3 separate regions of the Homo sapiens genome follow, and regions 1 and 3 are each linked to region 2. A link is an interaction called in ENCODE POLR2A ChIA-PET data of the cell type or tissue named here. Cell type or tissue: OCI-LY7. All regions are shown on one strand. Each heading gives the region's core, and the rest is flanking DNA. Links, peaks and the distances in the headings are about the cores only. Region 1 has its middle 54 kb from the start of LINC02836. Region 2 has its middle 42 kb from the start of PRDM1. Region 3 has its middle 120 kb from the start of LINC02836.

The links. ChIA-PET counts read pairs that join two places held together with the same protein. Peaks named below come from ENCODE experiments on the same cell type or tissue, not always from the same donor. Only the 100,000 strongest peaks of a DNase experiment are listed, where the experiment ranks them.
Region 1: POLR2A ChIA-PET joins it to region 2 with 6 read pairs; 2 of 35 experiments call an interaction of 5 or more read pairs at or near these places.
Region 3: POLR2A ChIA-PET joins it to region 2 with 9 read pairs; 2 of 35 experiments call an interaction of 5 or more read pairs at or near these places.

Annotation. Positions count from the first base shown.
Region 1 is chr6:105,572,511-105,583,339 of GRCh38, reverse strand. No RefSeq gene overlaps it. Among named protein-coding and RNA genes, the nearest start is that of LINC02836, 54 kb to the left of the region's middle. In OCI-LY7, for the core only: no CTCF peak of the experiment used is centred there; no DNase peak of the experiment used is centred there.
Region 2 is chr6:106,123,083-106,133,911 of GRCh38, reverse strand. No RefSeq gene overlaps it. Among named protein-coding and RNA genes, the nearest start is that of PRDM1, 42 kb to the right of the region's middle. In OCI-LY7, for the core only: no CTCF peak of the experiment used is centred there; a DNase peak (open chromatin) is centred at 4,231.
Region 3 is chr6:105,744,410-105,755,238 of GRCh38, reverse strand. No RefSeq gene overlaps it. Among named protein-coding and RNA genes, the nearest start is that of LINC02836, 120 kb to the right of the region's middle. In OCI-LY7, for the core only: no CTCF peak of the experiment used is centred there; no DNase peak of the experiment used is centred there.

The DNA.
Region 1 (10,829 bases), core at 3,049-5,548, 550 kb after region 2:
GAGACTCAAAGGCTCTCAGCTGTGGATATCAGCAAGTCCTGGTCCATAGCAGCAAGGGTTTCAGATGAATCTTGATGAGACCTCATTTAATAAAACCCTCTGTCCAGAGACCATCAGGAACACACCGGTAGTGTGGAGGGAAAAAAGTGAGACTGATTTAACCTGTTGCAGCAAGGGAAAATACAAAACAAAAGAACCAGGGAATTTGTTGGAAAAAAAAAAAAAAAAGTGGGAGGGGAGCTAAGAGTAGGCTACTGGTAGGGCCCGGGGGCTGGAATTAGTCTATAAGATGATCTTAGCATGGATTCTTCCAAACTTGCTGGAATAGTCGGTGGTCTCTTCTTTAGCCCTTTAGGGCCTTTGCAGAGTTACTGTTTCATCAACCTGACCATGATCCTATCTTGAAACACAGGGATTCAAACAAATAAGTATTACACAATTTTGACCTTAAATCATTTGTCTGCTTCAGTCATAATGTAGATGGTTTTGCAAGCTTTGGTCTCTGTTTCAAGTCTCATCCTCAAAGGATCGCTTTGTATTCCTTCATGTCTTATATACAGGTCTCTAACCAAGGTGTATGTGATGAAAACACCCCTTCTCTCCACAAATGCTGTCTGATTTTACTAACAAGACTCAATCCCAAGCTTGATGGAAAAGGAATGGCTCAAAACTGGATCAATTCTATCATTGCCTTTGCACATAGTGTTTTCTCTCATCATAATTCCACTGCAAAATTCCACTCTTTCTTTAAAACCCAGCTCAAAACTACAACCTTTAAAATGCATTTTCCAATGTCTTACCCTCTTCTCTTCCACATCATCACCCTCGTCATCATCACCCTCTCTGCCTGTAGGGTAAAACTGTGCTTCCTCTTCGTGTTTCTAGACTCACTAGAGTGCTTGGTATATAGCACATACTTAGTAAATATTTTTGAATTGCAGTGGGAGTATCTAATTAATTTGGCAGTAGGTATTGTTAAAATACTTTAATATTCCTGTGATTTCAGCTCTTTATAATTCTCCTCTCTGAATTTCTGTTGCAAAGTTTGGCATTGTTTTCTTTTTTTTTTTTTTTTTTTTTTTTGAGACGAAGTCTCGCTCTGTTGCCCAGGCTGGAGTGCAGTGGCGGGATCTCGAGTTTGGCATTGTTTTCTGACAGTTTCATAGATGTTTATTTTTTTTTATCCCAACTATTAATAGATTATGAGCTCCTAGAAACAGACACAATTTTTTTTATTTTTTCGCACCCTCCACCCCATTCCCATGGCCCCTCAGATTTAAGACAGTTCTCATACTTCCTAAATGTTTGTGAGATTTGATTATCTTTTGAGATATTGACTTATATTGTCTCTGGCATTATCCTCACCCCTCATTTTCTTCCATTCAAGAAAGCAGCTAGCTCCAAACTTGATGGGCTCAGGGAAGGGTTGGGGCCAGGTGTAAGGCAGCAGTAGAGCACCAGTGGTTGTGGTTTTATTCTCTAAAGGCCTAAACACTTAGGTGAATGGAGTAAGTTTGGTAGGTACATGAATGGGATTCCTAAATATAGACGGAGCAACTGGAGAGGTGGGGAGAGCAAGTGATGGCCAGGCCTCCATTTCACTGCCTCCAGCTAAGAGAGATGGGGTGAGAAATGCAGGGAGAAAACAAAAAGAGGTCTGCAGGTCCAGGAGTAGTGTGGACCCAGGTCATGCATGCAAGGCAGCAATTCCGAGGATGTGGCAAACCCTCCAAGAAAAATGGCTACAAGATTCATCTAGCCACACTGGCCAGCAGTGGTCTTACAAAAAGCCCCTGTCCTCATGGCATTGTCTTAAATTTCTAAGCAATGTCCACTGCATTCTTGAGTATTAAAAGGATTGGGGTGAAGATACTAGAAGGATTGAGAATAATAGAGTTTGGAATCTGAAATTAAAGTCTTGTAACCCGAGGTGTTCATGCTTACCTGAATATGTGGGGTTTTATTTCTCCCACATTTGTTTAATTGATTAATCTGTCAGTTATGTAAACTTGAAAAAATAATTGTCTAACACATCTAACAAGGGGGAAAAAAGCTCAGGTCTCATTACATTAAAAGGGAATACATTGCATAATACTGGATCCCAGCTCTGTTACTAATTAGTTGTATAACTTTGAGAAAATTATTTCACTGTTTTTTGTCCCAGATGTATCAAATATTTTTAAAATAGATAAAATAATGTTAATATTATCTACCTTGTTGGGTTGATGTGAAGATAAATTGAGCTAATATCTATAAAGTACTTTGCAATGGTAGCTATCATATATTAACAGCATAAGCCTTTTTTGAGACTGAAGAACCTTAACATTCATGTTGACTAATTAGTATTGATCATATATTATAGTTTTGACAATAATAAAAAATATTTTTCTTTTAAAAATTAATACTTCTAAGGAAAATTCAGCACTATTTAAGAATAGTCAAAAACACTTCCCCAGTGTTAAAAATTCTCAACTAAAAAAATATAAAATAGGAAGAAATTCATGCATTCAGAGACCTTTGAACATTAAAAAGTGTAGAAAAGATGAAAACACAAATAAGTTATGAGATACTGTCTATTACAACTAAGGTTGAGTTAAATTGTATATATTCACATATACACAAGCCAGAAAAGGAGTCATTTCTCCCAAGATGAATTTATAACCTATATGTCAATGAAATTCAATTTTTTAATGATGGATGGAATGCCATATATAATGATGAGGAATACACTAAAAGCAAGAGCAGTAAATGGCAATCTTCTGACTTACTGTATGTGTCACCAGAAAGAGTGATTATTTCTCACAAGTAGAGGTGAAGTCAGGGACTATTATCGTCCATATTTAAGTGGTTTTGCTCTTTTCTCCCACATCCACCAACATAATTAAATAATGATTTGGCTCACAGGAGATTTGAGCTTGGTGACTTCAAGTTCATTCTCAGTCAAGTTGGTAAATGTTTCTGGTGTTCAGCTTTAGGAAAGCACAGAGATAAGGAAAGGCAACGTGAACTCAGAACCAGACAGGGTCACCCAAGGGGAAAACAGCAATCTCAAGGATTGCTAGGTGAATCCTAGCCACTCCCTTAAGGAGGTTTGCTTTGAAACTCTCTGGGTCTGACTGAGGAAAATCCAGGGCTTGATGGAAGATCCCAGTAGTTTCACAAGATAATCAAGGGAGACAGTTCTCAGGTGGTAGTTGATCAGGTCTTCAATGAGAGCCAGGTGGAAAGTATTAGAGTCACGTTCTTGTTCCATCATTTCAATGGAGAAACATGGGGAGGGGGGTGGTTAGTGATCCAACATCTGTGATTTCAATGGGCATTTTAATTGGTACTTCACTTTGAGGGTGAAATGGTTTGGATTTGTGTTCCCACCCAACTCTCATGTCCAATTGGAGGAAGGGCCTGATGGGAGGTGATTGGATAATGGGAGTGGATTTCCCCCATGCTGTTCTAGTGCTAGTGAGTGAGCTCTCACTGGATCTGATGGTTTAAAAGTGTCTGGAACTTCCCTCTTCACTCTTTCTCTCCTGCTGCCACGTGAGGAAGGTCTTTGCTTCCCCTTCGCCTTCCACCATGACTGTAAGTTTCCTGAGGCCTCCAGTCATGCCTCCTGTGAAGCCTGAGGAACTGTGAGTCAAAGCTCTTTTCTCCATAAATTACCCAGTCTCAGGTAGTTCTTTATAGCAGTGTGAGAATGGACTAATACAGAGTGTGTGGGAAGTAGACAGGTATCTTTTCACCAGGAGGAACAGAAAGTCTTAGTATGGACTAACATTCAAGAACTTCAGAAAAGGTGATTGTCTGAATGTCTTTTTTTCTTTTATTGATCTGTACTACAAGCCGTAGTTACCAAACTTCTGCATTCAGATTTAGGCTTAGGGTTGACGATGTTTAATGTAAACTAGATCCTTCTAAAGAAACCTATCTCAGAAGAAACCAGGTGGAAAGAGTATTGTGGGAAATCAACATATTTTTCTTTTCTCTTTTTCTTTCTTCCTTTCCCTTATTTCTTTGTCTTCTTTCTGAGAACCTGCTGTGTGTCAAATACTAAGGCAGTGCCTATAGTCCTTGTTTTAACGTATTATCTCATTTAACCAATATAAGAGTACAAATGTGATGAGCACGAGTCCTGTTTCCAGGTGAAGAAACTGAAACTGAGAGAAATTAAGTAAATTGCCCATGGTTCCACACAACCTAGTAAGTTGAAGCCATTTGCAGCTAGGTCTAATTTCCATAATCATGCACATTTCTCCACAATTGCTCCCTCCCATAAAACAATGGAAACATAAGCCTTTATGTCAAAGAAGAATGTTATAATTTGACAAAATAATTTCATATGTTTTCATCTTTCTCACTTTACCTATTTTTATTTCTATCCTGATTAATACATTAGAATGAAAAAAAAATATTTCCTTTATTAAAACATTGGGGTTTGACAAGATAATAAGTTAGTGATATGGTTTGGCTGTGTCTGCACCCACATCTCATCCTGAATTCCCATGTGTTGTGGGAGGGAGCTGATGGGAGGTAATTGAATCATGGGGGCAAGTCTTTCCCAAGCTGTTGTCCTGATAGTGAATAAGTCTCATGAGATCTGATGGTTTATAAAGAGGAGTTCTCCTGCAAAAGCTCTCTCTCTTTGCCTGCTGCCATCCATGTGAGACATGACTTTGTCCTCCTTGCTTTTTGCCATGATTGTGAGGTCTCCCTTGCTATGTGGAATTCCATTAAACCTCTTTCTTTTGTAAATTGCCCAGTCTTGGGTACATCTTTATCAACAGTGTGAACACAGACTAATACAGTTAGTCTCAGCTTATAACCCACTCTTCATGACCAGCTACTTATTTTTAGAAAGTGAATTCTGAGATTAAGCTTAGCATTTATTTCTTAGAAATTGCTTGCTCACAGAGACTTACAGTCTCTCACAGCTTTTTCCTATTCCTTTCAAGTTGGTAGACCACACCCTAAAATATGCTTAGGAAAGAACTCTTGCTATTATAGCTTTCCTTTAGTCTTAGGTATTCTGATACACTGATAAGAGGGGTGGAGAATAGATTTACAAAGCTGAATATACAAAATATATAAAAAATGTAGTTCACTTAAAAACATTTCTAAACGTTTGACTCATCTATGTGATGATAAATTTTTCATTTTATATGTCTACAGTTTCTTGACATATCTTGCTAAGTTTTATCACGGTGTATATATGTGTTTTCTGTTATGACAAAAGCCTGTTTTTATTATTTTAAAGTGGGCTATTGATGTGTGTGTGTGTGTGTGTGTGTGTGTGTGTGTGTGTGTGTGTGTGTATATATATATATATATATGTTTTAAAAATTATAGGGAGGGAGATAACTGACCATAAAAGGGAAGCATGAGGGATTCTGTGATGGACTGCTCTGTATTTTTGCTGTGGTGGTAGTCATACAAATCTACATGTGATAAAACTGCATAGAACTAACCACACACATATATACGTACACACATGCAAATGAGCATATGTAAAACTGGTAAAAAGTTGGTGGATATTATTAATGTTAATTTCTTGGTTGTGTTAAATGTTAAATTCTAGATGTTGCCACTGGAAGAAACTGGGTGAAGTGTACACAGGATCTCTCTACACTATGTCTTCCAACTGCATGTGACTCTAGTTTAAAATAAGTTTTTAAAAATTATCTTGACATCATGTAGAATACAGTCTAGTAATAGAAACAGATTATAAATAAACACAAAAAATTGTATAATAACTACTATAATGTAGTTAAAGTATCAGGTGCCCTAGGCACATATAACAAGAGAACCTCATCTGTACTCAAGGGTCAAGAAAGGCTTCTCCAAAAATGTAACATTTAACGTGAAGCCTAACTAAGAGTAGGATTTGGCCCAACAGAAAGAGTGGTGAAAGATAGAGCATACCTTTGAAGGAGTGGTGCCTTGGCATGGACAGAAAAGGTTAATCACCAGGAAGGTTGACAGAAGGTAATGCTGGAGAAATAGCTTGGTGACAGGTCATACTGAACCTTGTGGATTATAGTAATTATGAGGATAATGGGAAGCCACTAAAATGCTTTAAGCAAGACAGTAAAACTATCAAATTTATATTTATAAACTATTAACTTTGACATTTAGGCAGAGAACAGCTTGGTTGAGAAAGGATACCCTAAAGCTTCAGGAAAAAAAACTATTGCAGGGGTCCAGGTTTCTGATGGGGGTCCTTGGAATTGGATGGGAGAGGTATGTTATTGGATTCAGGAGATACTGGGCAAATCACTTTGGTAGTGATTTGAATGTGAAATGTTGGTATCAAAGATTACATCCAAGTCTTGGCATGGACAATTGGAATGGATGAAGAAGCCCTATTCTTAGGTGGGGAGGACTGGAGAAACAGGGGATCTGAAGTGGGGAGGAGATGGTTTGGTTCAGCTTCAAATCTAAGATAAGACACCAGTGAGACTTCCAAGTGGAGACTTCAAGTAGGCAAGGAGATCTCTCCAACTGGAACCCAGGAAAGGAGGCATAAGCCAAGGATAAAGGTGTTAGGTCCTTGGCATATTGTTGATATTGAAAGTCAAGGGGATAGTATGGTCATTAAAGGAGAGTGGGAAGAGAATGAAAAGAAGTGGCCCAAAGGAAATTCCTGATGGACTTGAACATTTAAAGTGCAAGGAGAGGAGAAGGAGATGGCAAGGAGATTCAGAAGGAGCAGTCGGAAAGGGAGAGGAAATCCAGGAGGGGCATGGGGAAGCGAAGGGAAGAGAGTGTTTCAAAAAGGAAATATTTAATAGTAAGCCCTGTTAAATGCTCTTGTGAGGTGTCAAGTCAGACAAGGTATGGAAGTGACCACTGGATTCCACAATATGGATATGATTTATTTATAATGGGTAAAGAGGGAGAGAAGGAATGCAAATGGAGATAGGCTTACAAGGGTGGGTGGAGGAAAATGAAGGAGTTGTAGTCAGGTGACATCTATTTACTCCACAACAATGTAGACACTGGGGAAGGAGGTCAAGGAAGGTATAAGATAGCAGCTGCAAGACAGGACAGTGAGCAGGCTAGAAAAACGTTTCAACTACCTGCTCTCCCCACCTCTCCAATTGCTCTGTCTACATCTAGGAATCCCATTCATGTACCTACCAAACTTACTCCATTCACCTAAGTGTTTAGGCCTTTAGAGAATAAACCCACAATGACTGGTGTTCTACAGCTGCCTTACACATGGCCTCAACCCTTCCCTAGCAAGAAGGAAGCCTGCTGCCTTCTTGAATGGAAGAAAATGAAAGGTGAGGATAATACCAGAGAAAATATAAATCAATATCTCAAAAGATAATCAAATCTCACAAACATTTAGGAAAGTATGAGAATTGTCTTAAGTCTGAGGGGGTCATGGGAGTAGGGTGGAGGGTGCCAAATAAATGAAAGAAATTGTGTCTATTTCCAGGAGCTCACAATCTATTAAAAGTATAAGAGAAAAAAAGTATGAACATCTATGAAACTGTCAGAAAACAATGCCAAACTTTGCAACAGAAATTCAGAGAATTATAAAGAGCTGAAATCACAGGAATATTAAAGTATTTTAACAATACCTACTGGCAAATTAATTAGATACTACCAATGCAATTCACAAATATTTACTAAGTATGTGCTCTATACAAGCACTCTAGTGAACACTAGGAACATGAAGAAAGAGCATAGTTTTTCCCTATGAGCAGATGGGTAAATTTCCTATCCAAATCTTAGGAAGACAATATTGCAAAGATGTTAATCCTCTTCATATTTGTCATTATATTTGATGTAATAATTACAATTATATTTTCACACTTAAAGAGATCTTACCATATGTCAGGCACTGAGTTAAATGCTCATAAAATCCAAAGCAAAATCACAAGTTCAGGCAAACTTGCAAAATGACTGTAAAGTTTATCCAAAAAATAAACATTTGAGAATAGCAAAGAAAATTCTGGGAAAGAAAAACACAAGTGTGGATAAACCAACTGTAATTGTGGTTTGCAACAATAGATAGCTCAATGGAAAGAACTCAAAAATAACCACAAGATTATGGATAACTTCAGTAAAATTGGGGTTTCTAATCAGGTTTACAATAAAAAGTTTTTGGGACACCTGGATAGCCATTTGTGAAACAGTAAAGCTAGATTTCTACCTAATTCCTTATCCCCAAAATGGAGGTAGCAAAGACATAAATGTAAAAAATTAAACTATTAAGAGAACTAAATAAAACTGCACATAGTTTTTATAATATACTGGAAAGACTTTAAAAATATTTATTATTGAGTTGGCAAGAACATACATACTGATACAAACCGTACCCAAAGACACATGTTAAACAGGGGAAAATTATTATCAGTTTTTAGGACCAAAGATTGAGCCTTCATAAAACAACTAAAAATATGAAGAGCCCATTTTTAACAAGAAGGGCAATCAATATAGAAGGAGATGGCTCAGAGTAAAAGGAATATGCATGGTTAATAAATATGTGAAAAGATGCTCAAGTTTTGTCACAAATTTTAAAGAACAAAAATTAAAACAATGTGATATTTTTCACTTAATCCAATTATCATATTTTTGAGCCTCCATTATGTGCCAGGTGTATTTTCATGTTGTCTTATGAGCATATTTTAATATTTCTTGTAGTAATATTGCCCATAATCTATCAATTTTTAACAATATGATCAGCAGTTTGAATGGGAGCAGATGCCTCTGAAGAGCTTGATAATGCTTGAAAGGTGTTTTTTCCGGGTTCTAGTGATTCTCCTGCCTCAGCCTCCTGAGTAGCTGGGACTACAGGTGCCCACCACCACACCTGGCTAATTTTTGTACTTTTAGTAGAGATGGGGTTTCACCATGTTGGTCAGGCTGGTCTCAAACTCCTGACCTCAAGTAATCCACCCACTTCAGCCTCCCAAAGTTCTGGGATTATAGGCGTAAACCACCGCGCCCAGCCCAACCTGACTATTTTAAATGCTTACAAAATTAATTTCCTCTTATGTAATTATACTTTATTGAATTGACAATATTGCTGACAGTAAAAACTAACACTGGAATGTTGAAAACAAACCTAATTAGAATCGTAGCCCCCTGACTCTTCTCTTGTATCCACTGGAAGCAAGAAGAGCAGTTCTTCATCTCTTCATTCTTTCATTTAGTGAGTGTTCATTGAGTGTTTTACTCTGTGCCAGCACAGAGCTAGGTACTGGGGAACACCAAAATGAACAAGAGAGAGCATTAATTCCCTGCTCTCAGATTTTACCATCTAACTGGGTCTACAGGCAAGTAAACTGGCAAGAACACTTTGTTATAAGAACTTGCATTGTATCAAGTAACTGAAAGCCTTCCCGTCACCATCCTTTGCATCTGGGAACAAAGTAGTGCTGCCCAAGGTGACAGATTATTGCTGTGACTATACTAGATACTCATTTGAAGATTATTGGGGTACCTTATTTCAAGTATCTTTCTAAAGTGATACCTAAATGCAGTTAGGTCATAGACTCCCTCAAAATTAATAAGACTAAAGTTTTTGGCAATCGGGGAGAGATTTTCTAGGTCTAAATGAATCATTAGGAATGAGTAAGCCCCAGACATAACAAATGTTCTATAATTAAGAAGATAAAGAAGTATGTTAAGAAGCATAATAAATCTTAGAATAACCCCAAAAGGTGTCCATTTGTCTTTGTCCACAAATACTGGGAAAAAAAAAAAACAAAAGAAATAATCAAATGTGGAATTCCAAATGGTCTATGCCTTTTAAAACCCGGTAAGCTAATATACATTTTCTTAGGGAAAAAAAACCCTCAGTATATACCGAAGAATTAAAAGTTTCACATGTTACTTTATAGAGTTCCTAAATTAGACTGAATCATATGAAATTACTGAAATATGATTTTTTACATATAAAATTGGCACTTTCATGTGGTTCATCCTAATAGCATGGAATCTTTTCAATTCCTAAGAGAAAATGTTTGAGTAATGAGTAATTTATAGAGCTCTCACTATTAGCCAAACACTGTGCTAAACCCTGTATGACTTCAATCCACGATATTTGCCTGGGGTCCAAAAATCTGGGGCTAGAATTGAGGGTTTTTGAACTTAAGTGAAAAAATTTTACATATTATTTTCACTAACCTTTAACTAGAATTTGGCATTTTTTACCATTATAGATACAAATGGTGAACTTTGGTAATGTTAGTGATAATTATGTATGTCTTTGTCACCAATAGAAATTACAAGTATTTTGATATTGTATTACAGTTGTTACAGATATCTCAAAACATCATTTTTTACTCATCACAAACTTGAAAGTTCCTGTTGGTAACAAAACCACTTTTAGATCTTGTTATTTAATATGTTTATTACTAGTTGCAATTTTGCTTATAAAATATCCTGGTAGCAATATGATTGGGTGGCTTTATACTATTAATCTTTTATGTATTTCAAATTTATTTATTCTGATAAGAAGTTCCAAGAGCTTCCCCAGACTGGCAAATGGATCCATGGCACAAAAAGTTAAGACCCCCTGCTGTCCTTTGATCCTGGTAGCTACTCTGTATTGTAGGTAATAGTCTCATCCCCAATGTACAGATAGGAAAGATTGGGTCAGTTGCTAAAGGTACGCAGCTAATAAATAAGACAGCCATGTTTTACAATGGTTCTAGCTTCAAAGCCCATGATTTTACCCAGGACCTACACCTCCAGTTCCTCTAGGAAATTTCCAGGTGACCAATGTAGATCATGACAGTCAAGATACAGATGATCATTAAATAATATTAGTGTGAACTTGAAAATGTTTCCCTTGAGCTGCAGCAAGGATTATACAA
Region 2 (10,829 bases), core at 3,005-5,504:
ATTTTTGTATTTTTAGCAGAGATGGGGTTTCACCATGTTGGCCAGGCTGGTATCGAACTGCTGACCTCAGGTGATCCACCTGCCTCGGCCCCACAAAGTGCTGGGATTACAGGCATGAGCCACCTCGCCCAGCCCCATTAACAATTTTTATGTGAATTATATGTCAAAATAATAATATTTGGAATACATAGGGTTAACTAAAATATATTTAAAAGACTACTTCACCTGTTTCTTTTTAGTTTTTTGGTTTTTTCTTTTTTTCTTTTTTTTGAGATGGAGTCTTGCTCTGTCGCCCAGGCCGGAGTGCAATGGCCCAGTCTCCGCTCACTGCAACCTCTGCCTCCCGGGTTCAAGCCATTCTCCCTGCCTCAGCCTCCTGAGTAGCTGGGATTACAGGCATGGGACACCACACCCAGCTAATTTTTGTATTTTTAGTAGAGATGGGGTCTCATCATGTTGGCCAGGCTGGTCTTGAACTCCCGACCTCAGGTGATCCACCCGTCTCGGCCTCCCCAAGTGCTGGGATTACAGGCGTGAGCCACCGGCCTCTTTTTAGTTTTTTTAATGTGGCTACCAGAAAATTTGAAGTTACATCTGTGGTTCTCATTATTTCTATTGGAAGGGCTGGTCTAGGGTGAAATGCCAGCCATTACTTGGCAGGGCTCCAGGGACTACAATGCCACCCCTTAGCCTGTTTGAAATCGCTCCAGATCATGGCCTTGAGGCTCATCTCTCAAGTGGTGATTTCCACCCACACAATAAAGATGGGATTAAGGGGGGAAAGTTTTAAAAAATTCCTTTCTAACTGCTTGATTAGCTTGTATTACAGATCCCTGGGGACTATGTTCTTTTAGGCTTCAATTGCTATCAATGTGGTGGCCCCCAAGAAACATGTTTATGACTACTGCTATTATTAGAACCAACATTAATAATAACTGTAATAATCATCTGTTGAGCCAGAGCAACTAAATTATTCCAGGAGACTAAGATGCGCGCCCATGAACTTAGGGCGCTGCTGGAGTGTGTGTCTGGAAAATAAGCTCTTCCAGGAGCTAAATGATGCCTTGAAGTCCTGAAAGAGTTACCAGGAAGGAATATATGGCCAGACAATGTTTTCCTTAACTCCAGGTGGACGTGCATAGACACTCATGGATGTACATAAACATTGCTCAAATCTGTCTGTGCGACCCTATTTCTTTGACTATATTATAAACAGCTCCAGTATGTTATGCTTTCAAATGCTGAATGGCCAAACCCCCACCTGTATGGCTCACAGCTCCATGACAGTTCCTTGGGAGGGTCGGGCAGGAGCTCCAGGTCTCGACCTTTGCTACTGGAGTAGCTTCCCACGGGCCACCTTGTGTCAGATTTCCCTGTTTCCCATCCCTCAGCCTCACTGCACATTCCTCTTCCAGAAACGTGGAAGGCTCCATGTGACTGCCCTGGTTAGAAACTTTCAATGAGCCTTTGTGGTCTGAAGGATAGATCCCAAACTCCTGGGACTCGGCCCTCGTCAGGCTGGCCCGGTTCCTTCTCTTTCTTTTATCTCATCATTCCATACGTTGTTCAAGCCAGCCGATGGGCCATCGTTCATTCCACAGACATGGAATGAAGGCTGAGGTGTCCTGCACTTTCCTAGGCCTTGGGGCTACAAGCAGACACCTTTCCTACCCTCAGGAGTCTACTGTCTGGTGAGAAAATAATTAAACAATCACTGTTTCCATGGTAACTAGGATGAAGGCTTACAGGGGCTGGAGAAGTCCTGTCCTTAGGTCTCCACGAACCCTTGTTCTCCACCTCGAGTGATGCTCCTTGATGACAGAGTTGTCACCTCCCTGGAGGACCCACCACACGGCTCAGCACAGCGAACATGCCCAGGGAATTCTTGGCAGAGATGATTGGTGACAAAATATCAGAAGTGGATGGGCTCTTCCAAGCTGTGTGATCAGTGGTTCTTCAACTTCGTGCCCAGCAGTTCAGGGCTCAGAAGCACCTGGTGAGGAAGGGCTGGAGGACAGTGCCTGGGTGTGGGGCCTGAGGCCATCCCTGAAGGCTTCACGAGAGGCCTTCACTGCAGGACCCTGCCTATGAATTTTACCTGATACCATAGACCATGCACCAACCTGCTGGGTCAGGTGCATTTTCACAAAATGCTTTTTTATTTTACTTATTGATTGATTGAGACAGGGTCTTGCTCTGTTGCTCAGGCTGGAGCACAGTGGGTGCAATCACAGCTCACTGCAGCCTTGAGCTTCCACGCTCAAGTGATCCTCCCACCTCAGTCTTCCAAGTAGCTGGGACTATAGTTGTGCACCACCAGCCTTGGCTAATTTTTCAGTTTTTTGTACAGATGGGTGTCTCACTGTGTTGCCCAGGCTGGTTGCAAACTCCTGGGTTCAAGCAATCCTCCCAACTTGGCCTCCCAAAGTGCTGGGATTATAGGCGCAAGCCACCGCGCCCAGCCAAATTCTGAAATGCTTTCTATCAGCTGACCTTAGTCGGGTCCACATTGGTCCATCAAGGATGCTCTTATAATATTGGACCTCAAGAATAGCAAACAACAGCTCCATCTCCTTCCTCGGGCAGTTCTGCGCCTGTGCCCACTCCCTGCTGCAGGGACTTCCCAACATATGGAGAAGAACCACATGTGTTAAGCCAAAAAAAAAAAAAAAAAAAAAAAGTCCTGGTATACTCTTCTCTTCTTACAGAATGTAAGTGAGAAGTGCCACTCAAATTATTCTTTCTAAGCTGAGGGACCAGTGTCACAGCTGCTAAAAGAATGTTGGCTGGCAACTGTTGAATGACATCTTATCAACAGAAAAGTAAAAACTAGGTTGGGCACGGTGGCTCACGCCTGTAATCCCAGCACTTTGGGAGGCCGAGGCGGGCAGATCACCTGAGGTCAGGAGTTCGACACCAGCCTGGCCAAGATGGTGAAACCCCGTGTCTGCTAAAAATACAAAAATTAGCCAGGTGTGGTGGCCTGCACCTGTAATGCCAACTACATGGGAGGCTGAGACAGGAGAATCGCTTGAACCTGGGAGACCGAGATTGCAGTGAGCCGATTCCAGCCTGGGTGATAAGAGTGAGACTCCGTCTCAAAAAAAAAAAAAAAAAAAAAAAGAAAGAAAGAAAGAAAAAAAGAAAAGTAAAAAATAAAGTAAAACTCTTTCTAACCAGCCATCCTACTTCCTGTTGTTACATAATTGAATTCCAAAATATATTCTCACTGCTGAAACATAATGTGGACTTAAGCTATTTTAAAAAATATGGTAAAGGGGCTTTCTACCTCATCCTTTCTAAGACTCCCAAATCCTGATTACTGAAATAAAAATGTTCCAAATGTAATTTTTTTCTCAGACAGTCTCTTACAGGAATTACTACCAGGGCTAAGCCAAAACAACACTGTGTATTTGGCTTTCCTATCTCACATCACACTGTTCCCTTTCTCCCTCCAGGGCCCTGTTCATCCCCAGGATACAAGGATGCTAGGCTGTCCCTCCAAAGTCTCCTGTTCTAGAACAAAATCATTTGATAAAAACCAACTCTTAACAAGGTTTTAGGAATTTCAGTAATGCCCCCTCAGCAGGAGCATTTGTGTTTTCAGAGAGAGTATGAGAAACAGAGAGAGAGAACCAAGAATATATCACTCCTCGTGGCACGCATCATCTGTGGGGTGAAGAGCCTTTGAAATCTTTCTAATCATACCTCATGGTTGGAGGCCTGGCTGCCCAAATATTTCCAGCCTTCTGGATAATTAAAATACAGGGAATTTCATTTAGGCACACTAAGGCATACTGTTTAAGACTGACAAAATATTGATAACAGCTGAAGCTGAAGGTTGGGTACCTGGAAGTTCATTATGCTATTGTCTACTTTTGTGGATGCTTAGAAATGTCCACCATAGGAAGTTAAAAAGTGCTCTTTAACCAACACCTGGGGTGGTAATTATGTTGGAATTTGGGATGTACGTAGATTGGTAGAGTGAATAAAAAGATTCTGTTGAGTTTGAAATATATTGCTTCATTTGGTCAGCTTATAACTGACAGTTTCATTTTGAACATGAGGAATTAACTTAAATCATTGGACAAATATGCGCCACAAATCCAGTTCCTTTCTCTCTAGTAAAATAATATCTTTATAATCCAGGAAGTAAAGTACCATTATGCAAAAAGGGAGGGATCTTTGTACACAGTCCAGGCCCTTCAAAGAGATTACCAAGCTTTTCGTGTATGCAAAATAACCACAGTCCCAGGCTGACTCCAGCTCTTGCCAGAATTGGTGGTGAAACCTGCACTAGCAGACATGCAGGGTCCGCTGAGATAGTCATACATGCTTTACAGACTCATGAAGCTAAGGCTAATTATTGTTTCATAATCTAAGAAACCTGTCACTTGATGATCTAAAATTATGGTCATTGGAGACTAGTTTAATAGATGACAGTGTGCCTTATCTCTAGGATAACTTGCATGCAAATACACAAAGCAAAACTAGGCTATCCTGAAATCTTAGGGAATGAGTCACTTTTTGCTCTTGATGTTACTGATATCCTTCAGGAAATAAAACTTGAACCATTACATATAGAGATTCCTTAAAAAAGTTATGAACCTCTTCATCATGCTGCAGTTGATCGTGGTCTGTCCCTGTCTTGGTGGCTTCAGGACGTGCTGATGAGCACGGCTACTGTCTTTCTCGATGTCAGGGAGCTGTGGATGGGGCTGTCATCTCTGACATGAATCGGTCTGACATTTGGGCGTCTGCAAAGCTCCTCTTCCAGCTGCTTGGATATCAGTTCCCTCCACTACCCTCTCTCAGGGTGCTGGTTTCCAGCACTGTCCCCCTGGCTCTGCCTTTTCATTTGTCTTTCTAGTCTTCTGTGGACTGGAAAGCAGATCCCCTACCCTTTTAGATTTGTGCATGAAGTCGGAGTAAATAGAGTCTAAAAGAGTCTGAATGAGGGGCTCACCTAAAAAGCCACGAGCTGAGCTTTATCACTGAATCTTATGAAATTCTTTCTGGTGGATCAGAGGCCAGTGTTCTTTTTTTAATTAATTAATTAATTTATTTTTGAGATGGAGTCTCGCTTTGTTGTCCAGGCTGCAGTGTAGTGGCACAATCTTTGCTCACTGTAACCTCTGCCTCTCAGGTTCAAGCGATTCTCCTGCCTCAGCCTCCCGAGTAGTTGGGATTACATGTGTGTGCCACCACGCCCAGCTAATTTTAGTATTTTTAGTAGAGATGGGGTTTCACCATGTTAGCCAGGCTGGTCATGAACTCCTGACCTCAGGTGATCCGCCTGCCTCGGCCTCCCAAAGTGCTGGGATTACAGGCATGAGCCACCGTGCCCAGCCGTGCAGAGGCCAGTGTTCTAAAAGGACAAGGTCTTATCATCAAAATAACTTATATGATCCTCATAAGCATGACATTTCTGTGTTATATTTTGAACTCCATGTTGCTTTTCTTATTTGTCAACATTATAGTGTTTTCCATGCCAGACTTCACCACAGCAAACAATAAATAGCCAGACTCAAAGACATCAAATTATTATTTTTATTTTACTTTTTTATTTTTTTTATTTTTTGAGATGGAGTTTCTCTGTTGTCACTCAGGCTGGAGTACAATGGCGCAATCTCAGCTCACTGCAACCTCCGCTTCCTGGGTTCAAGCAATTATCCTGCCTCAGCCTCCCAAGTAGCTGGGACTACAGGCACGCACCACCACACCTGGCTAATTTTTGTATTTTTAGTAGAGACGGGGTTTCACCATGTTGGCCAGGCTTGTCTCTAACTCCTGACCTCAGGTGATCCACCCGCTTCAGCCTCCCAAAGTGCTGGAATTACAGGCGTGAGCCACGGCATACGGCCAGCGTCACATTATTGAGGAAGTTAATGTCCACGGATCCAAATTATATAGATGAATTATTTTTAAATATTTCAAATATGTTTAAGGTTGTGCACCTGTGTTTTAATTGCTCAAGAGGTGATTAGATGGCGTAGAGGTGGTGAGAGACAGGACAGCATAGTACTAAGAGCCAGACCATCTCCTTGTTGAAAGGAGGACAAGATATGTTTGCTGGGTGTTATATGAGTGTGTTTGTAAAGCATTTGGGAAGCATTAACTCTTATTTTTAGGCAGGGAGAAGAATGAACTGGAACTAAAGATTGGTTCCGGATCAGAACAAGAGTAAATCTCCCCCTACCCTTTCTCTCTGCCTCAGGAAAAGGAGAAAAAAAGAAATAGTATAGTAAATATGGACAATTTTACTATATAATAATTTCTTTCTTATTAAACACCTAAAAATATTTTTATTATGTTAAAATGCTTTCTTTTTTTCTTTTGAGACAGAGTCTCTCTCTGTCCCCCAGGCTAGAATGCAGTGGCGTGATCTCAGCTCACTGCAACCTCTGCTTCCCAGGTTCAAGCGATTCTCCTGCCTCAGCCTCCCGAGTAGCTGAGATTACAGGCATGTGCCACCACACCCGGCTAATTTTTGTATTTCTAGTAGAGACAGGGTTTCACCATGTTGCCCAGGCTGGTCTCAAACTCCTGACCTCAAGTGATCTGCCAGCCTCGGCCTCTCCAAATGCTGAGATTACACGTGTGAGCCACCGTGCCTGGCCAAATGCTTTTTTGTTTTTAACTAAATAATGATAATTTATGACTAACAATTTTACTAAATAATAGTATAGTAAACATGGAGAAGGAGGAAAGAAGCCGTGGGGATACTTTGAAGCTACTTGTGTCTATTTGTAAAATAACCATTGCCTAAAACAGAACTCTGACTTAAATACTGATGGCAACTCAATAATCTGCCAACATCTGACAAGAAAAATGCAGAAAAAAGAAAGAAAGAGGGAAAGGGTAGTGAAAATAGTCAAGATAATAGAAACAAGAAAGCACTTCAAAGGTGCCTTAAGCAGCAGTGAGACCCCACTGCCCCTTCTGGGATATGTCATGAATGTACATAGAGAATTCCTACCGAGGAATAAGAAGTGAAATAATTGGGTTCAGAAATGAGGACTTCTTGAGGGAGCAGTGAGGTTGGCTGACTTTTTCTTTAGTTTCATCGTCTCATGAAATGCAAACTCACTGCAAGGAAGTACAATCTTATGTTGTTCATTAAATACCGACTTGGTAAATGAAAGGACAAAGCCTAAAGATGTGGCATCATTAATTTTTTTCACTCCCAACTGTTGGTTGAGTCATTTCCAAAGACAGACTGCAAACCCCTTGAGCTGTGGCTGGAAATGAGGAATGAAGATCAGCTTAGGTGCTGAGAATTTTTATCCATCAAGACCTGGGGTGCTGGACACAGGGTAGAACTTTTGAAGCATTCACTGAAAGCCAAACAGTAGTCAAGAAAAGTTAAGACATAAGAAGACCCCTGTCTTCTACGCAGGAATGGGGAGGTCCTCTCCCTGCAGCTCAGCTTCTGGGCCATCAAAACATGAAGAAACAAGATGGTTGGTGGTTTTGTGTTGTAAACATTCAGCTCCAACACACACCTCAGTTCGTTAAGCGGTGAGGCGGGGAGGATGATCCATTTTGACTCATGCTGCCGAGGTGGCGGAAATCCTCCTGAAGACAGCAGGAGGGATGCAGTGAGACCAAATTACCCACGCATCTGTGGAAATGGGTGGGGAGAGAAAGTGATTCATGTCAGGACTAAGATAGCCTGATTCGTGTCTTTATGAACTCCAAGTGGTCCAGAGTCCATTTTCCAAAGTCATCATGAAAGAGGAAGTTTATTTTAGTAAATAGAAAGTAAAACATGTTGGAGCTGCACACACAGATGAGACTCAGGTGAGGAAGGTGCTGGGACTCCATGCCCAGGAGAAGTGAGGGGGCTGCCAGCGCAGCCAGTGGGCTCGGTGCCCAGAGACCTACTTGATCACACACCTCAGAGGGCTCACTTGATCACACACCTCAGCGGGACTCATGTGCATAGCAAAAAGAGAAAGGGGGTGACAAAATTCGGGGGACTTTGGCCTTTGGCCTTTGTTACATTTCTTTTTTTTTTTTTAGACAGACTCTCACTCTGTTGCCCAAGGGAGTGCAGTAGCACAACCTCACCTCACTGCAACCTCCATCTCCCCAGTTCAAGCCTCAACCTCCCGAGTAGCTGGGACTACGGGCGCACACCACCATGCCCGGCTAATTTCTGGATTTTTAGTAGAGATGGGGTTTCGCCATGTTGGTCAGGCTGGCGTTGAACTCCTGATCTCAGGTGATTCGCCTGCCTCACCCTCCCAAAGTGCTGGGATTATAAGCATGAGGCACTGTGCCCAGCCCTTTGTTATATTTTTAAAAATTAATTCAATTACTGAGGTGTTTTTTTTCCCACATAAAAAAGGGCAAAAGTTATCCATTTTTCTGACTGCTTTACTCCTATTATATGGTTTCCAGATCTGAGATTGTAGGAGGTTTTATACAACCCCTCACAGATAAAAATTGATATGAGATCCATTTTGGTGTGGAGTGTCAATGCTGAAGCATCTAGCTTGGACTGGACCCATGGTGGGGAGGTTTGGGTGCCCCGAAGGCTGCCTGCCCTGGCTGTTTGCTGGAAAGTCTGTATGATCACCCACCTTCTCTTGAGCAATAGAGAGAACCTCCTAGTTCTCCACCCCCACCCCAAAACTGTCTCAGCAGCCTGGTCTCAGGAAAGCCCCAAGCCTGAGTTGTTGAACTTGCTCTCACAGTGTTCGATCGGTTTGAGGAAAATAACTGTCATGTCCTTAGCATTGCCTCTGCTGAAAACCCAAGGGGACTGTGACCATGTGGCAGTGATATAGAAAGAGCACTGCATGTAGAGTTAAAAGACCGAGGGTGTAGTCCCAGCTTTGCAGCTGATGCTTGATGTGTCCATGGGCAGGTCGCTTGTCCCCAGTCTCCTGCTTGTAAGATGAGGAAGTTGAGCAAAATCTCCAGGGTCCCTCCTCCCTATGAGATTCTTCGAGTCTATGAAGTCCAGACTCTCTGGTAATGTGCCAGGAAGAACTTAGAACCTTTCTTATGACAGGAGCCAGGGCTGCTCAGTCCCCTCCTTGGCCACATGTGTCCAGGTGACAGAGAACACCCATGAGTGTGACAACACAGGTTCTCAGGGAAGGAGGAATCTTCCGGCTTTCTCTCCTGCGTTTCCCAAATCCTCTCCCTTTTGAATAAACATGTTGAGATGGTGACCTAAAACCCCATGTCATGTAGTATTAGGTTATTGAAACCCCTCCTTGTGTCTCGCTCTCCATGTCAGAAGCATTGGATTGGAACTGACTTGAAGGAGACAGAGCAGTAACTCCCACGCCTTCCTCCAACAGAACTATTTTAAAACCTTTTGCAGAGAATCCACTCCATGGTTCAGACCTCTGTGAAAAAGTTCTCTACTTGTCCCTCATTTAATGTTTGCCAGCCCTCAATGTTGAGCTGGCCAGAGGATTAGGACACATTTTAAATATTATTTAATAATTGGATAATATATGTACCTGGTACAAAATTCAAAAGATACAAAAGAATATTCAAGGTAAAGCAAATCTCTCTCCCAGCCCATACTCCAGCCATCTCTTCCCTAGAGGCATCCACGTTCTGCAGGTTGTTATGTAGCTGTTCAAGATATTCCATGCATATGTAAGACTTTGTGTCTATATTCCTATTTTTTTCTTTTCACTAATGGCAGCACAGTACTCACGGCTACACACTTCCTTTTTTCTTTTAAAGCTGTATTTGAGAGCTCTTCCATTTTAGTACATGTAGATCTGCCTCATTCTCCTTTAATGTCTGGGTAGTATTCAATTATATAGACGATCATAATTTGTTTAACCCTTCTTCTGTTAATGGACCTTTAGATGTTTTCCAAAATGTTGTTAAACAAACGATGCTGCAATGAATATCCTTGTACACGCAACATTGTCTTACCATGTGCTACCTGACAGTGTGAGTTTTATTTTCCTGTGTAAATGTTTATCTTCTCAGTTAGTTTGTAACTGCTTACAGAACAGGCACAGACATTCAAAAACAAAACACAGTATTATGCACATAGTATGGCTTTCATAAAATATTGGGTGAATGAATTAAAGCTCCTCAATCATGCCAGTGGTATGGAGAAGCAAATGGTATTTCAAAGGTTAAATGAATTGCCTAAATCAGAGAACCAGACAATCAAAGGAAACACCAATAAAATAAAATAAAACTGATAAAAATAAAAGCAGATATTTAGAATATACTTCCCAAAAGTTGAATATTTTTCCGACATTTACATTCACACTTAGAAGAGATAACTCCATTGGCTAGCCCAGCAAGGAGAGTAAACAGTCCTCTGGAAAAATCGGTCACTTTGGGGGGCAGGCAGATGGCTCCAGCTATTGGAATGCCATTTATTAAGTGTTGACTTCAGTTCACAAAACAGTGGCCCAGTGACCTGGAAAAGTTAAGCATCACCAAGAGGGCCTCCACTGGTCGGGAGGGTGACAGTTCCTCCCATGAGGGGATCTAGTGCAGTTCAAAGGAAGATGAAAATGGAAAAGGAAGAGAAGAAGGGAAAAAAACACTCTGACCACACAACAGCTCTGGAATCAATCAGGAAAAAGGGAGAATGAGTAGATGACTTTAATTGTCCTGCATCAGCTGTCACCAATGATACAGGAAGAGAATGCCCTTTGTTAAAAAACAAGGAGGGTGTTGTTATCATGATGTTTAATGAACACTCATTATAACCTGGTACTACAAAATGTGTGGTCTGATTGGTTGATCTCAAAACAATTATGTCGACATCTCATAACTTAAAGATCATACAGCTTTGTAATTTCGCAACGCATTACTTCTTAAAAACAAGA
Region 3 (10,829 bases), core at 3,075-5,574, 380 kb after region 2:
TTACCATAATGTAGAATCAGTGGGAGCCCTGAGCTCATTTTCCTGCAACTAGATGGTCCCATCTGGGGGTGATGGGAGACAGTGACAGATCATCAGGCATTAGATTCTCATAAAGAGCATAAAACCTAGATCCCTCACATGCGCAGTTCACAATAGGGTTTGCACTCCTATGAGAATCTAATGCCACTGCTGATATGACAGGGGGCAGAGATCAAGCAGTAATGCAAGTGATGGGGAGCGGCTGTAAATGCAGATGAAGCTCTGCTCCCTCGCCTACTGCTCACCTCCTGCCGTGTGGCTCAGTTCCTAACAGGCCACAGAATGGTACTGGTCCATGGCCTGGGAAATGGGGACCCCTGCTCTAAAGTTTAACAACTTTTCTGTCTTGTATCAATCCCAAAATTAATAGAAAATATCTTTCTTCGAGAGAAAATGAGATAATGAATGTGAAACACTTAACATAGAACCTAGCACATATAGAATGTTCAATACATTGGCTTTGTTTTTCCTTTACTAAAAAATGTTAATACCAATTATGTCTGATTTTGGAAAATCCTTTTTGGGAAAATAAATTCTTCTTGAAAGCTAGCCAATTTCCTAAGTAATGAAGTAGAACAAATGAAGAAGGTGGCCAGGTACTGTTTAAAGAGCTACATATAGGCTGGCCATGGTGGCTCACACCTGTAATCCTAACACTTTGGGAGGCCGAGGTGGGCGGATCACCTGAGGTCAGGAGTTCGAGACCAGCCTGGCCAACATGGGGAAACTGTGTCTCTACTAAAAATATAAAAATTAGCTGGGCGTGGTGGTGCATGCCTGTAATCCCAATTACTCAGGTGGCTGAGGCAGGAGAATCGCTTGAACCTGGGAGGCAGAGGTTGCAGTGAGCTGAGATCGCGCCATTGCACTCCAGCCTGGGGAACAAGAGTGAAAATTCATCTCAAAAAAAAAAAAAAAAAAGGAGCTACATATAAACTATAAATAAAATCAAGCCTTTGTGAAAGGAAGTTAATGTATTTTTTTCACTATAGTTGTGTATGGAAACCTTACATCCTTCAGCTTTACTGAGGAATATAGACTACTGGGGTTAATTTCTCTGAACTCTTCAGACCTTTACCCTTGTCTAGAGGAGGTGGGCCTTGGTGCAGATGAATATTGGCATTAGCTGCCTTGTGCCTACAAGGGCGATTTCCCCATCCCATGTCTTTGTGGCTTGCAGACTATTCTAAACTCCATCTGGTCCCACCTGGGGCTTTCTCTAGAGCTGACATCCTTAGGCCCTCATGGTTCCTTCACAAAAAGAAGCCCCCGATGGTTCCTTCACAAAAAGAAGCCCCCGGCCCCCGTCTCACAGTATTTCCCTTTCAGTCTATGAGAAAATTAGTATTTGTTGCTTTCCCTGGCTTTCTTGGATTAGCATTTGCAGGCCTTTCCAGGCTTAAGGAAACTTGGCAGGAATGTTTGGCAGCTTCCTAAGCTTACTAGAAATACCAGAAGCCCACAGTCTGCATAATGCTAATTAAGTTTTCAGCTCGGTCTCCAAGTTCTTATAGTGTTTAGAGGATCGAGTAACTTAGGAAGTGTCCCATATAGAAATTGACCAGAGAAGACAAGAATCCCCATCCACCAATAAAACAATAAAACTCTGGCAGGCGTGCCCTACATCTGCAAAGGAGAAGGGGTCTTTTTTATTTCTTTACTTATCTTCCCTTGCAGTGAAAATCCTGCCAGCATCACATCATTTTCCGGTATCACCTCCTGTGGTGCCTGTATTGATTTTTCTGCCTCGCCTTTGGAAGTGTTTGGTTTGTGCTCAGCCATCACACTCAATGGGTGTGGTTCTCTTGTGTTCTGCCATGCCTCAGGGGTGTGGTGAGGTAGGGTGCCTGTGCCAAGTGGCTTCACCCGCCCAAGGTGTGGTGATATCGCCTATTCTTACCACATCTCGGAGTATTTTATTGGTATCTTACTATAAGTCATCCGAAATGAAAACGTTTCATCTTGTGCTTCATACCTGCCTTTGACAAACTTCCAAATATTGGTTATTGTTGTGGGGCTCCTATTATGCATCAAGAATCAGGCTTTTCATTTTCAAGTTTTTATACTACTTACTACAATATCATGTAAGAAAAGAAAATGCCAAGAGAGGAGACCAAAGTGCAACAGAAGCACTGACCTTGCTTACCTTTACTTGAGAAATTCATCTATTTAGAGAGGGTTCAAGTTAGGAAATGGTCAATGTGCACTAAAACTTTGTGCTTAAGAATATCTGTTAGTAATTAATTATTCTGTAATTTGTCAGTTTTGAAGCAGGTACTGATTCCTGGTGTCCAGCCATGGCTAGAGTGTTAGGCACCAGTTCCCTTCTTTGAGCTCTAGAATTTCAGCGCCTACATGGATGGCAGCCACTGCTGCTTCAGTGTGCTTAGGCCTTGGCAAAAGGCTCGGGTCAGAGAGGTAGGTGGATGGGCCCAGCCTAACCCCTAAAGGAGTTCCAGGGAGCAGCCTGGCCTGTGCGTCGGGAAACAGCCTTGGAGTGTGCCTACTGTAATGTAAGAGTTAACTAGTTTTCAAAGGAGAGAAAACACAACAATAAAAGGATGTCACCAGTTCCTTTCTTGGAGTGGTTTTGGTTTTGTAGCTGAAAAGTCAAAACTAATGTGAGAATTCATCAAGGGTTAAGTGGTCAGTTACATGTCATGGATTATGAATTCAACAGGAAAAGAGAAGCCAATGTCAGGATGAGCTGGAATAGCTGGAGGAGGCTTCATGGAGGATGGCAGGCTGGAATTAGGCCAGAATGATGGGTACAGTTTGAGAAGACCCCATATGAGGGTGTTTAAATATTTGATTTGTTCCCATGTTTATTGCAGCACTGTTCACAATAGTCAAGATTTATTTATTTATTTATTTATTTATTTTTGAGATGGAGTCTCGCTCTGTTGCCCAGGCTAGAATGCAGTGGTGTAACCTCTGTTACACCAGTTGCCCAACCTGAAATGCAGCTCACTGTAACCTCCACCTCCCCGGATTCAAGCAATTCTCCTGCCTCAGCCTCCTGAGTAGCTGGGAGTACAGGCGCGCACCACCATGCCCAGCTAATTTTTGTATTTTTAGTAGAGACAGGGTTTCACCATGTTGGCCAGGATGGTCGCGATCTGTTGACCTCGTGATCCACGCACCTCGGCCTCCCAAAGTGCTGGGATTACAGGCGTGAGCCACCGCACCCAGCTAATAGCCAAGATTTAGAAACAACTCAAGTGTCCATCAACAGACAAATGGATAAAGGAAGTGTGGTGCAGACACACAATGGAGTACTACTCAACCATAAAAAGGAATGAGATTCTGTCATTTGCAACAACATGGATGGAGCTGGAAATCATTATGTTAAGTGAAATAATCCAAGCACAGAAAGACAAACTTTGCATATACTTATTTGTAGGAGCTAAAAATTAAAACTGTTGAAATCATGGAGATAAAGAATAGAAGGATGGTTACCAGAGGATAGTGGGGAGGGGTGGCAGGGAAGCGGGGATGGTTAGTGGATACAAAAAAATGGTTTAAAAGAATGAATAAGATCTAGTAATTGATAGCACAATAGGGTGACTATAGTCAGTAATAATTTAATTGTACATTTAAAAATAACTAAGAGTATAATTGGATTGTTTGTGACACAAAGGATAAATGCTTAAGGTGATGGATACCTCATTTACCCCAAAGTGATTATTACACATTGTATGCCTGTATCAAAATATCCCATATACCCCATAAATACATACACCTACTATGTACTTGCAAAAATCAAAAATTAAAAAAGGATTCAATTTGCATACACAATGTTTGCTACAACAAACATTGCTTTGGATGTCGGGAGATACTGTAGAATAAAGAAGTAAGGTGTCTTGCCTTCCTACATTCAAGCTCTTTCCTGAGCTTCTTGTGAGAAGTTATTTACAGAGCACAAACTCGATTTAGGAGTAAAGTACATGCACCATATGAATAAGAGAACATTTATAAATTATTGCAGGGAGGTGGGGTTGCTGGAAACTAATATAAAGAAATTATCTCAGTTAAATGGGAGAAATCTGATGAGGATCAATTTTTTTCTCAGTTAAAGAATCCTTTCTTACAGGAATTGGCAAACTGCAGTTCTAGGACCCAATCAAGCCCTTTGATCATTTTATACAGTGTGCAAGCTAAGAATGGTTTCGATAGTTTTACATGGTTTAGAAAAACCAAAAGAATATTTCATCACAAGTGAAATAATATAAAATTCAAGTGTCAATATTCATAAGTAAAGTTTTGTTGGAACACCGCCACACCCATTTGTTTATGGATTGTCCACAATGGGCAGGCTAAGTAATTGCAACAGAAGGCATATGTGACACTCTCATCATTTTGCATCTGAAAACTGCAGTGACATGGTTAAACATCAACAGTGTTTTGGTGTCCCCCCCAAAGATGTGTAAGTCCTAACGCATGGTACCTGTGAACATGACCTTATTGGAAATATTATCTTTACAGAGGTGATCCAATTAAAATGAGGTTATTAGGGTGGGTTGTAATCCAGTATGACCTGTGTCCTTGTAAGAAGGGGAAATTTGGAGACAGACGCATAGGGAATATGATGTGAAGACACAGGGAAAAGGCCACCTAAAGCCAAGGAACACCGGAAGCCTCCAGAAATCAGAAGGGAAGCATGGGCTGGATCTTTCCTCACAGCCTGCAGAAAGAATCAATCCTGCTGATGCCTTCATTTTGGACTTCCAACCAAAGTCCAGAACCATGAGATGATAAATGTTTGTTGTTTAAGCCCCACAGTTTGCAGCTCTTTGTTATAGCAGCCCCAGGGACTCGTGCTCTTGCAGCCTCCCTGTCACTGGGAGACACCATGTGACAGTAAAACAAAGAGCTCAGCTTTGAAGACCAGAGCAGGTTCCTCCCCTGGGCTGGGTAGTCCTGACTCAGTGGGCAAGAATGACCAGTTGAAGTGTGCAGGAGCGGTTTTGCACGGTGCCTCTGTGGGACCCTGAGTGGCAACATTAGTGGTGGCCTGGCCAGCTCCAGTTCTCTGCATGATTTGGGGCTGCATATGTTCCTGGACTTCCTGATAATTTTCCTTGAATATTGCTCAAGAGGGAGTTACCTGGCTGGTTAACAGAGCAGGTTAAATTTAAAATTAAATAACAAAAAATAAATATCACTCTCTTTGTATTTCTAGCTTGGGAAATAGCTCATCTGGTTAAGCTTACAAGTGAGGAATTATCCACATGCAGGTTTTGAGATTGTGCAAACAGTATAGCCAATGAGAAGAAGTGACAAACAAAAAACCTAGATGTCAGGACTCCAACCCAGCCCAGACTCATCCTACCACACTGTGGGTTAGTTATGGGCTTTGAGCCAACTTACGTACAGTCACAAAGATGATCCTCATCAAAAGAGAATTTTATTGAATTTTTCTAGGAATTTCAATATTTGCAGAAATGTATTCATTTAGGAAAGTTTTAGGCATTTCAAAGCCTATTCCCAATTCAAATCATTTATTCACAAATTTAGCTCATTTTACTAGAACTCAGTAAATTTCTCTTGAGCACTGTTGGTGTTGACAGGCAATAAATACGGCTCTAATATTTTTCATCATTTTATTCTCAAAGTTGAGTTTCTCAGCATTGCATGGAGAGATGTTTGTGGCGGGTCTGCTACAAATATGAGGGAGCGTATCATTCTCAATTTCTATACCCTGTCTGCCCAGACAAGGAGGGTGTTCACCTCCATATTTGGAATGAATTTTAAAATACCAAAATGCCATTTCAATTAGCCATGATACCTCCACCAAATATTTATGAATATATTTTAATTTGAGCCATTTCTTGAATGTCACTCTGGTTGACAACTCAGCCATGGGTGGCTTTTCAGATTTCTTCTGCATATTTGGGCATATTCTGGGAAGCCTACCTGTTTGAAGCACTGAAAACAGCAAGACATCATTAACAGTATTTTTGAAAGCACCAAACTGAGGCTGGAGTGAACATGGCTGGGAATGTGTTGCTGGTTACACAGGACCTTCTGTATTCAGGAGAACAAGCAACCCTGGCAACAACACTAGCTCTAGCTTCATCGTGCCTGTTGTCATCACAAAACACGGGTAGTGAGGGTTTACCTTCTTCCAGGCCAAGGCAGGGCAGTGACGTGCTCTGGTGTTAGGTAATAACTTAGCCAAGCATGTCATGGATAAGTGTTTCCTTTTCTGATGTTCCTCCTCCTCTGCCCCCACCAGCATGACTTACTGAAGTGAAATCTAGGGGAAAGGGAACAGAGACAGTGGGCCCTCATTCAAGGTGACACATCGCAGAATCAGACCCCAGTCTCATGGCATCGCTCATGCATGAGGCAGAGTGGGTTGTGAGGTAAACAAATGAATGAGATAAGAAATACCCGACTCACAGGAAGGAGGCAGGATTGTAGTGGGAAACCAGCCTCCAGGAGATGGAGAAGATCTCATTCTGGTTTCAACATTGCTGAAGATGCTCTTGAGTAAATCTCTTTAGAGTTTGGGCTTATACTTCTTGTCTATAAACTGAAGGGCCTAGGTTCTGTGTTCTCCTAAGGTTCGCGTGTGTTTGCGTGTGTGTGTGTGTGTGTGTGTGTGTGTGTGTGTGTGTGTGAGAGAGAGAGAGAGGGAGAGAGAGAGAGATAAAATGTGTTGTAAGGGAAAGGGATGAGGGTGGTAGTGAACAGAGCAGTGAGTTCAAGCTCATTTTCCAAAAAATAATAGTGAAAAATGTGTGAACTACAGACAATTTGCCTGGCACTAGGCACTTTACATGGATTATTTAGTTTAGTCTGTAATTTCACAAAGGAAGTAGTGTTGTCACAATTTTACAGGTGAGGAAAATGAGGCTTAGAGAATGTATTAGTTAGTTAGGGTTCTTCAGAGAAACATAACCAATAGGTTCTCTCTCTCTCACCCTCTCACTCCCCCTGCCCCCCGCCCACCGGCCGTCTCCTCTTGAGAGAGAAATTTTAAAGAACTGGCTTATGCAATTATGGGGGTTGGCAGGTCTGAAATCTGCAGAAAAGGCCAGCTGGAGACCCAGGGAGGCATGTACATTGCAGCCTGAGTCTAGAGGCAGTATGGAAGCAGAATTCCTTCTTCCTCAGGGGACTGCAGTCTTTTTCCTCTTAAAGTCTTCAGCTGATTAGATGGGGCCCACCCACATTATGGAGGATAATCTGCTTTCTTCAAAATCTACTGATGTAAGTGTTAATCACATCTAAAAAATACCTTCAAAGAAATACCTTGACCAAATATCTGGGTGCCATGACATAGTCACATTAATACATAAAATTAACCATCACAGAGAAGTAAAGCCCATGCCAATTAGCTGTAAAATAGAACCAGGATTTGAACTCAGACAGCCCTACTCTTCCCTCCTGTGCCAGTTGCCAGGGTGGCTTTGTGCAAATCACCCAAGCGTCTACTCCCAGAGTCTCAGCAGTAAAATGACCACAAAATTTCTGCTTTGTAACCCATAGGCTAAATGTATGTGAAGGTCTTAGCATGGTGCAGGTAAATGTCAGTAACATTAAAATGTAGAGTCATTTCTTACCCCTGCCCAATTTAAAGTAATTTCCTTAGGAAAGTAAATTAGTATAACTATTTTTAGAGGGCAATTTGAAATTTTTTAAAAATATAAAAATGTGAATCCTCTATGATGCTACAGTTTGGCTTCTAGGAATTTCATTTTGCAAATAGATAAAGATATAATTACAAAGATGCCCTTCCAATATTGGTTGAAAGGCAAAAAAAGGAAACAATCTCAATATTAATAAGGGGACATAGTATGAACTGTGAATCCAGTCTATGAACTAATAGACAGTTACCTTGGAAAGGTGTTCAAGACACGTTATTAAGTGATAAGAACAATATGTGAAACAGTATCTTGGAATAGTTCTATTTTGATAAGAGAAAAAAACTATATATGTTTATATATTGATAAACATAGAAAAATACTGATGTATACATATTAAATTAGTGTCCCTGGAGAGTGAGATTAGAAGAAAAGAAGAACTGTCTCTTTGTGCATGCTCTCCATATTTCTACAATTCCCGAATGTGTTACAATGGGGTTTTCCATTTATTTAAAGATGCATTTAGTTTGTTACTAAATTACCTTTTCAAAAGATATTTATTTATTTAAATTTACAAATAAAAACTGTTTATTATGTACAACATGCTGTTAGGAAATAGGTATACATTGTAGAATGGCTAAATTGAGCTAATTAGCAATATGCATTATCTCATGTCTCTTTTTTTGTGGTGAGAACACTTAAAATCTACTCTCCTAGCAATTTACAGAAATACACTGTTATTAACTATATAAACACCTTGTTCTACAATAGATCTCTTGAACTTACATCTCTTATCTAACTGAAATTTCGTATCCTTTGAAAACATCTGCTGATCCCCCACCCCTTGTTACAAAATTACTGATTTCATTTTGAAATGAGTCAGCTAAACAGAATAGTTTGTTTTTGATCTTAGTCTATTTTATTTCATGTTACATTGACTGCTTCTCCTCCCAGCCCCTAACAGTGGGTCTATACTAATTTGCATAACTTTGATAAAACTTTTATTCAAGAAAAGAAGAACAAGTCTCATGTGGCTTGTGAGAAGATGAAACCACTGTGACTTATAGGGATATTTTGGGAAGACAACTCCTAAACTTGGTCAACAGACAGGATGGCACTCATAGGGAAGTCTGTCCTGGCACTTCTTGCCCTCTGTCTGGCAAAACCAGACCTGCAGAAAGGGGGTGGCCTTTAGGTTAAGGAAATTTCTTGCTGACACCTGGAGGGAAAAGTTTGTGCCAGTGACAGCTTACTGGGATACAAAACCCTCACAGGGGCTCTGTGGCTTTCTGTATTTTGAGGAAGTGCTTTAAGCAGACATGGGGGGAAGTAATTTAGCTAGGAATGTTAAGCTCTCCGAGGGAAAAATAAAGGTCCTTCAATAATTTTTTTAAAGAGTTATTGTTTCCCTTTGTAACACAGAGCTACTAGGATACCATGATGGTGCATGGTGGCATTTGCTAGTCACTCTCCACATAGCAAGGCACTTTGCATTCAAACTCAAAATAAGAATTTTTGCCAATAGCATTTAAAGGGAAATAAATTTTCACATTGCTCTGTTTTCCTGAGGGCAGGGGCTGCAGTCTCTTCTCTTTATTTTAGTACCCACCTCAACAGCACTTTGCAGCTGGTGTGGTGGGTACTCACTGGTAAACTAAACTAACTAATCTGCAGATCAGTCTCTCTAGAAAATATTTATGACTCATATTTGATCCTGATACTCCCTTGCTGAAACTCTTCAATGTCTTTTTCTTGCTATGAATATCAAGTCCAGAACTCAAAATGTGTCCTCCAAGGCCTCTCATGCTGGGCTGATGGTCATCTCCTTGTTCTGGTTCCACTATGCAGGTTCTTGATAGCCAGCCTCCCTTCGGAATGGCCAAGTCTGTGCCTTTCTAAATTGCTAAATGTTTAGAACATCACCCCTGCCTATGTGACCTGGCCCCTGCCCACCTCTCAGACTCATCTCTGGCTCACCGTCCATGTAGTCACACACTCTCTCTTTTTGGTTTCTTTGAATGTGCTGGGCTTCAGGACACCTTGGTTCCCACCCAATCTGTGTCTTCTACTGGGGAATCTTCCCAGTTTTGTTCACCTAGTAGTTAACTCTTTCTCATTCTTCTGATCTCAGTTGTAATCTCAAGGCTGTAGGTGGCTTTTCTGAATCCATACCCTGTGATTAAGTTAAGGATTACTTTGGTACACTCTTAAAGCACACTAGAGTTTCCCTTAAGTATTGATCATAACTTTGTTAAGATGATTATTTGGGTAATTGTTTATGGTAGGCTCCTAGAGGCTAGGAAACTCATCTTGCTCTGATAACACACATGTTTGCCACACAGAAGATTCTTAACTATTTGATGCAGTGAAAGAATAAATAAAAGGTAGGCTAAAGCAATGTGAATGATCAGTTTTTTTTTTCCTAAAACTATTCAGATTCTATAAAAACCCTTGTTGAAGAAGACCTCTGATTCAAATGTTTCATGCATACTCATTTCATCTGTGTTTGAAATGAGCCTCAGAGGTTTCTTAGCTCTTTTACAGCTGGACAGATCTACTTGAAAACAATTTTAAGGGATCTGCTTTGCTTTTTTTTTCTTTTGACATTCTTTTTGCCACAGTCTCCTGATTACATTTCTAATCTCTGGGTCATAATCAAGTGATGGCTGAGTTTCACCTACATATACACGTTCTATGAAAACCCACAAGAAACCTAAATGAAAGGAAAAGCTTATCAAATTTCTTTTAGGCTCTGTAGCCTAAGTTGTTTTAGACCCTAGGATTTAAGCATGCGCTAATTTGTCTGTTTTGTTTGATCAAATTATACTTTTATACTACATCAATTATACTTTTCTGGTTTTATTTGAACTAAAAATATTTTCCCACATGAAAGAGTCATTTTGAGTAATACTGTAACAAACCAAAGTTTGCCACGTACATCCTGAATGCTATTGCCAGTATTTCTTCTTGTTTTTATTTTAAATTTGTTTTTAATTAGCTTTGTGACCCATCAAATAGCCACTTCCATGAGTGAACCCTATACTGCACTTTCCTACCAACTACCAGCCGATTCATTCAACATTAATAGTCATGAAAAAACCCCTGCACGAAAACTTACAACAAGCTCCAAACACCCAAATAAAACTCCCCAAACCAAATAAGCAACACATAAATAATTTATTTTTTTCAGAATAGAAA